Linked DNA regions of Homo sapiens: regions 1 and 2 are each linked to region 3. A link is a loop called in an ENCODE intact Hi-C map of the cell type or tissue named here. Cell type or tissue: Panc1. All regions are shown on one strand.

Region 1 (2,500 bases), 110 kb after region 3:
GAAGAGGCCCCAGACTGGGAACAGGAAAAGCTGGCACCAGAAGGGTGGTGTGGAGGTGGAGGGCAGCCAGGGATGGGAGAGGATGGCAATCAGTGTATGCCCTGACCTGAATGTGCCACATCTGTGCTCTGCTGTCTAGCCGGTGAGCTGTTTGCAGAGCTCTGGCTTTTGGATGCAAACAGCTCACCAGGACCCACATGTCTGGATGGTGGGGAAACCACTCCTTTCCCGTGAGCAGGCTCCTGTCTTCCCTTGTGTCTCCTCTGTGTAGGGAGGTGTCCTGCTCATTCATGCAGGGACTTCAACAGAAAGATGACCTTGCATGTGGGGAAAGGAATGGAGGTGCCTGAGACAATGCCTGGAGCCCCAGCTGCTCCCTGCTCCCCACATCCTGCCCTCCCCAAAATGGGGTTGAGCACCCAGCCCCACCCACCGCCATGGATCTCAGTGGCCCCTGCCTGCTCCTCCCAGGAGAGTGGAGATGTAAGGTAACTGGGGGGACTGTCCAGGCCCCCATGGGCGCCTCTGGTGAATGTCCATCCTGCTGCTCCCTAGAAAATTCCCTGCAAATAGAAGACGGCAAGGAGGGCTGCGAGCTGAGTGTGACTGTGGGTGAGGCCACTCACCTGCTCAGAGCCCCAGTTTCCACATGAGAAATTAGATCCATCCTGATGGTTTCTAGAAGTTAGAAACATGCAGTGGCAGTTGAAGAGCTTCTCAGTTCTGACCTCGGGACACACGTGTCCCCTTCCTTGGGGACTGCCTGTGCCACCTCCACTGGCTTGGTCATCTGGGTTCATGGTTCACACCCACCCTTCCAGGCTGCGGTTCCCTCCTGCTCCAACAGAAGGACCCTGTAGTGGAGGAGTGAGGGTGTACCTGGACACCAGCGCAAGATAGGAGGGGCCCCTGATTTCCCGGACGCCAGCTCGGAGCAGATGGCCTGGCAGGGAGGTTTTGCTTTTGCGCAGGGCCACAGAGCAAGGTAGGAGGGGCATCTTCAGATATTCTCAACCGGAACTCCTTATTCACACCAAATTGTGTTCTGACTTCCACCGCCATTCGTTCATTCATTCATTCATCCACTCAACAAATAAGGAGCAGCTGCGTTCCAGGCGCTGGTTGTGGCTGTGGCAGGGTGCAGGGAGCAGAAGTACGCGGTGAGACGGTGCATGCGCGCGCAATCAGATCCGGGTTAGCAGGATGCATCTTTGAGGTCCCCAAACCAAGCCACCTGCACGGACCCAATATCTCTGGCGCGTCCCGAACGCCGTGGATTGGCGTCTGCCGCCCCCTGCCGGCGGCGCGCTGCACTGCAGACACTGAACTCGCCCAATGGGTGCGCTGAGGGTGGAAGACCCTGACCCTGCTCTTCAAACCTCAAAGGGCAGTTTCTTCTCACTGATGAAGGGGCTGGTTGCTGTCTTAAGCATGTAAAAAGGAGGGCCATGCCTTTGAGGAGTGAACCGGGTTGTCTCATAGATCTGCTTAGGTTTGATTCAGAGCATCTCCAGCGCTCCCGTCCCTGGTGCATTGTAGAGACAGGAGCTGGAGGGGCCTGGGGACCTGCGGACCCAGTGTCACCTGCCCATACCCTTACACATTTCACAGACTAGGAGGGACAGGGAAAAGGGCTTTGCACATTCAGGGAGAGTTAGGGCTAAGACCATGCATGGGGCCCTCATCCCCTGACTTTCAGCCCAGGGCTCCTCCCATAACCCCGGAGTCCTCAAAGAAGCCCTGGGACAGCCTGATGCTCCTCCTGGGAGGACTGAGCTGGGGACCAGGGCTGGAGTAGGGGGTCCTTGTGTGGCTATGGTCCTTCCAGTCCCTGTGAGCTCGGCTATGACTCGAGTTAATGACCTTGAGAAAGCTCTGAGCCCTTTAGGCAAATGCAAGACGGGTTATAAGCTACAAGAGCAGAAAAACAAAGGGAAAGCGAGGAAGCCGGCTTTCTGGATGGTCTGGCAAATGCAGATCCCAAGCCTCTATACCGCAGAGCCAGGCCCAGGTGAGTGGTGTGGTTCGCCATTTGCTGGTTTGGGTCCTGAAACTCCTCATGTGAACCCCATGTTTCCTTCTCCACATCTGGGAGGTGACCAGGCTGGGCCTCACCTTGTTTATTGGGCTAAGGGCACTGCCTCTCATTAAAATGCAAATTCCTCAGGAAGGCAAGGCCTCGAATTATTAAGTTACTGGTAGAAAGTTTTAAATACATTTCTTTAAAAAGATGTGCTAAGGAGATTAGAAAAAGCTGGGAGACACGGGCTGATCAGCGATTATTGTCCCCAGGGAGCTGACTTGCGCATTTCAGGGGGTAGTGGTGGAGGTGGGCTCTGTGGGAACTACATGCTGGGTACAGGCTGCCGGGGAGGACCTGATATCTGGGAGCAGGTGACAAGGCCTCTCATCCTGACAAACTGTGGGAGATGCATAGCTGAGGAGAGAAGAGGGAGTGAAGGGAGTGGGGTCAGGCCCAGTGTCCCAGGACTTTGTTAGG
Region 2 (2,500 bases), 420 kb after region 3:
GTTTTAACCCCCATGGGCCAGCGTCCTTCCCTCCCAATTGTCCTGCTAGAAGAAAACGTTTCGCTCTCTCTCGGGTATCCAGCTAATCGTTAAGGCAAACAGCAGCGCCCCTTTTCCTTTCATCTCTTGCCCCATTTCTGCACCTACAGCCTCACACCTTCTTCCCGGGACACAGCACTGCCAGGAGCCCATCCTGGTTCAGTTCAGTACCCAGGAGGAATCCCTCGGGCCGACTCCCAGGACTTTGTTTCTTGGACTTCACCACCGCCGCCTCCCCAGCACAGCTCCCGCAGCCCGCACCCGCCCACAGGGTCTCCGCGACCCTAGAGCTTAGGGAAGAATTGCCGAGGGGCGGGGGGTCCCTCATGCGCATGGAAGGGACGTACGCCCCAGGCCTCCACCTTCCTCCTGACCCCGGGGATTCTTGGACGTCGATTCTCCGTCTCGTAGGGGCGAGGGCCCTGGGTTCGCAGTCAGACGCGGGCCCCTCTCAAATCTAGTGGCCTGGTTTTATTGAGTGGGGGAAGGCACATATTTTCCAAGATTAACTGCCCCGCAACAGGGAATTTCGCAGGATTTCAGTATTTTCGACTCCCCAGGTGACGCCAAGAGGGTGGGTTCCACTGTGCACGGTGGGGAAACTGAGGCTCGGAGGGGACAAGGAAGGTACTCGAGGTCACGCGGCTCCTCCGGCGGGCGGGAACGCAGGACGCGGAGTTGGGGCGCGGGCTGTGCGCGCCCAGGTTCGCGGCTCCCGGGGCTCGGCTGTCGCAGCGCGGTCGCCGCCGAGGACCACGGTCGGGGCGCGGGCGGGCTCCAGTGCGCAGGCGCGGCGGGCGGGAGGGGACGCGCTCCGGGCGCGCGCGCGGGGCAGCCGGCGCCCCAACTCCGCCCGCCCCGCGCCCCGCGCCCCGGCGCCTCGCCGCCCGCCGCCCGCCCGCCCCGGCGCCGCCGCCCGCGCCCCGGCGCCCCGGGCCGGCGAGGGGCGCGCCCGCGGCCGCGGCCGCTGCATGGCGCTGAGATGGCGGGGGCGCCGCGCGGCGGAGGCGGCGGCGGAGGCGGCGCGGGCGAGCCCGGGGGCGCCGAGCGGGCGGCCGGGACAAGCCGCCGGCGCGGGCTCCGGGCGTGCGACGAGGAGTTCGCTTGCCCAGAGCTGGAGGCGCTGTTCCGCGGCTACACGCTGCGGCTGGAGCAGGCGGCCACGCTGAAGGCGCTGGCCGTTCTCAGCCTGCTGGCGGGCGCGCTGGCGCTGGCCGAGCTGCTGGGCGCGCCGGGGCCCGCGCCCGGCCTGGCCAAGGGCTCACACCCGGTGCACTGCGTCCTCTTCCTGGCGCTGCTCGTGGTAACCAACGTCCGGTCCCTGCAGGTGCCCCAGCTGCAGCAGGTCGGCCAGCTGGCGCTGCTCTTCAGCCTCACCTTCGCGCTGCTCTGCTGTCCTTTCGCGCTGGGCGGCCCCGCCCGGGGTTCCGCCGGGGCCGCTGGGGGGCCAGCGACCGCCGAACAAGGGGTTTGGCAGCTCCTTTTGGTCACCTTCGTGTCCTATGCCTTGCTGCCCGTGCGCAGCCTGCTGGCCATAGGCTTTGGGCTCGTGGTGGCTGCGTCGCACTTGCTGGTCACAGCCACCTTGGTCCCCGCCAAGCGCCCACGTCTCTGGAGGACGGTAAGTGCAGCCGCGCACCCCTCATCTGGTCTCGGACACACTTGCTGGGACGATGCTGGGAATGCCCGGAGTCGGGCGCGCTTTTTCCTATGCGGCGGGTGGGGACACTGAGGCTCCGAGTGGGGGTGTGTTCAAGGTCACTCCTACGAGTTGGGGACGCAGTCGGGGCTGGCACCCTCCGGCCAGGGCTCTCTTCAGAGTTACAATCCACGAAGCGCCCCTGGCGTGAAGTGTGGAGAGGGGAGACAGGTGTGGAGAGAGAAAGGTTTGGCCAAGGTCAGGGAGCTGATGAGCGGCCAGACGGCGGCCAGAGGGGTCCGCCGGTCTTTTGCCGCACCCATCCCCACAGAGGGACTGAAAGTGGGCGAGGAGAGCAGACCCCCAGGGCAAGCTCCAAGGCCGGCTCTGCGCGCAGCGCTGGGCTCTTCCCCTGCGCACCTAGAGCGCGTGCTGGGCTCGCCTCCCAACCCTGCGGACCCGAGGGTGGTATATGGGTGGTGGGAAAGGACTTCGGCTCTTCCAGCCTTGCTGGCCACCCTTCTGTGGACATGCCTCCGGCCCAGAAAGAGTGGGGTTTGCCAAGGTCAAACACAGTCTAGTCCCTGCCGCTGCCACTCGGCGGTTGCCCTGACCCTGCCTTTTCTGCGCCCGAACTTTGTCACTGTCTTCCCAGTCGGGCGGGCGAGATGGTTGCAAGGACGGGGACGCTGTCTGCCTCCCGCGGACTCTTCCTGGGCCCTGGAGGAGCCTGCTCTTCCAACTGCCCGGAGGTGGACGTGGACCAGAGGTCTTTGCCCCACGGCGGGGCTTTGAGAGCTTCCCCTTGTGCCCATCTCCAAC
Region 3 (2,500 bases):
CATACACTTATGCCCCACACCACAGTCACAATCATGAGACACATAGATTCATATATGCTCCACACACAACACACATGAACACCCATTCATACACCACACACACACACCATCACCTCACAGCAGGTACACACACATCCCATACACACATGCCACACATTCGTGAGCTGCACAACACACCCACACAGGTACATATACTCATCAGTGCACACACATAAACTCTCACAACACATGCATTATATAAAACCCACCACATGCCACAAAATGCACTGTAGGAAAATGAGAAAGCAGAGACCAGCAGAAGGTAATGTAAATTAAACACCACTTTAAATCTTTCCAGAGCCAGAAATGACCACAGATAACATTTTAATGTATTTTCCTCAAGACATTTTCTGATAGGTTTTTCAAAAATAAAATAAAATGAAAGTAAACTTGCTTCATTGACTTAAAAAAGGAAATGAATGGCAGATGAATGGGTAAATGAAATGTGGTCTATCCACACAACAGAATATTATTCAGCCTTAAGAAGGAAGGAGGCCGGGCGCAGTGCTTCACACCTATAATCCCAGCACTTCGGGAGGCTGAGGTGGGCGCATCACCTGAGGTCAGGAGTTCGAGACCAGCCTGGCAAACATGGTGAAACCCCATCTCTACCAAAAATACAAAATTTAGCTGGGCGTGGTGGGAGGGCCTGTAATCCCAGCTACTTGTGAGGCTGAGGCAGGAGAATCGCTTGAATCCAGGAGGTGGAGGTTGCAGTGAGCCGGGATGGCACCATTGCACTCCTGAGTGACAAGAGCAAAACTATGTCTCAAAAAAAAAAAAAAGGAAATTCATCTCAGCCTCCACAGTATCTGAGACTACAGGCGCACCTCACCACACACGGCTAATTTTTGTATTTTTTTTGTAGAGGCGGGGTTTCACCATGTTGCCCAGGCTGGTCTAGAACTCCTAAGCTCAAGCAGTTAGCCCACCTCGGCATCTCAAAGTGCTGGGATTACAGGCATAAGTCACCACACCCATCCTAAAATGCTTGATTTGACGTTAAGTATTTTTTATTGCAATTAAACAAATGAGCAAACAAACGCAACAGGAGATGGAAGGCTGTGTCTTGATCCGTGGGAAGGTGGAAAACAGCTGAGGGTCAGAGGCACCCCTTCCTGGAATCTCCTTCATCACCCTTCTTTGAAGACCGGTCCTCTGTGTCCCTGGAGAGGGGTCACCGAGGCGTTGCTGCTGCCTCAGGGACAGAGGCGTAGTCTCATCGACAATGATACCGTTATTTCAGTGTCTGTCCAGCAGGGGGAGCCAGGTGCCCGGGAATGGCTTCCCTTGGCTCCTTCTCAACCCCCACCCTCCTGAAGTCTAGCCCCAGAGCAAGCAGAACCAGATCCCAAACCTCACCAGGTTCTGTGCTCAGGCCCTTGCCTGGACACGTGGACTCCGGGCAGAAGCATTACTTCCAGGGAGAGTGAAGGCCCAGCGGCCATGTGTTCCCCTGATCTGGTAGAAACACCAGGATGTTATTTCTTCCTCTTAGAAGAGGCCACTTGAGTGTCAAGAAAATGTTCTCTTACAACTATTTAAGAATAAGAGGAATCACAGAATAAATATCATGATAATGGTGAATCAGGGCTTGATCAGGAGAGAGACTACACCGCAACCTGAATGGGGAAGTTTGGTGTAAAGAATTATGAACCGGCCGGGCGCGGTGGCTCACGCCTGTAATCCCAGCACTGTGGGAGGTCGAGGCAGGAGGATCACCTGAGGTCGGGAGTTCGCGACCAGCCTGACCAACATGGAGAAACCCCGTCTCTACTAAAAATACAAAAATTAGCCGGGCATGGTAGCACAAGCCTGTAATCCCAGCTACTCGGGAGGCTGAGGCAAGATAATTTCTTGAGCCCCGGAGGCAGAGGTTGCAGTGAGCCAAGATCATGCCATTGCACTCCAGCCTGGGCAATAACAATGAAACTCCTTCTAAAAAAAATATAAATAAATAAATAAATAAATAAATAAAATAAATAAATAATTATGAACGCTAAGAGGGGATTCCTGAGAGGACCCCAGTGCACACAGGATCGCAGACACAGGGAATGGTGCCGGGGCCAGCACCCACCGAGGGACAAGCAGGGAGACAGGTGCTGTCCAGGGCACACCCCATGGTCAATCTCATTTATGGCGGCAGCCTTTCCACACTCAGGGTCGGGGGGATGCACCGTGGAAGGGGCAGGTCCCTCTCTCCCATGGCTCAGCTCCTCACAGCCTGTGTTAAACCCACCTGCCCTGCAGAGGCCATGGGCACCACTGGGCACAGAGAGGAGAAGTGAGGGCCCTGCCTTAGAGGGACCTAGGGGCAGTAGACACAACTCCCTGGGAGTTTGTTGGGGCATGGTTGGTTCCATGGAGGAGAGGTGTTGGAACCCAACTCTGTAGAATGGCCAGGGCTTCCCCACTGCAGAGCCAGGGTGGGGAGTCCAGGAAAGGGAGCATTGCTCCCTGG

Evidence for each region. Peaks named below come from ENCODE experiments on the same cell type or tissue, not always from the same donor. Only the 100,000 strongest peaks of a DNase experiment are listed, where the experiment ranks them.
Region 1: a loop joins it to region 3, with 13 times the contacts of the local background. A loop is called at or near these places in 101 of 110 quality-filtered maps.
Region 2: a loop joins it to region 3, with 3 times the contacts of the local background. A loop is called at or near these places in 6 of 110 quality-filtered maps.

What each region holds. Positions count from the first base shown.
Region 1 is chr7:45,258,910-45,261,409 of GRCh38, forward strand. LOC107986736 (a long non-coding RNA gene) reads right to left here and starts at 1,155. Exons shown (of 2, transcript XR_001745014.1): 1 at 627-1,155. In Panc1, CTCF peaks have their summits at 1,023 and 1,294 (motif pointing left); a DNase peak (open chromatin) is centred at 1,322.
Region 2 is chr7:45,573,523-45,576,022 of GRCh38, forward strand. It overlaps ADCY1 (adenylate cyclase 1), which reads left to right and starts at 846. Exons shown (of 20, transcript NM_021116.4): 1 at 846-1,660. The coding sequence starts at 1,022. RefSeq lists an enhancer at 1-420 and a silencer at 1,232-1,331. In Panc1, CTCF peaks have their summits at 1,196 and 1,397; no DNase peak of the experiment used is centred here; H3K4me3 peaks cover 1,034 bases; H3K27me3 peaks cover 1,052 bases.
Region 3 is chr7:45,153,489-45,155,988 of GRCh38, forward strand. No RefSeq gene overlaps it. Among named protein-coding and RNA genes, the nearest start is that of RAMP3, 3.1 kb to the right of the region's middle. In Panc1, a CTCF peak has its summit at 1,301 (motif pointing right); a DNase peak (open chromatin) is centred at 1,343.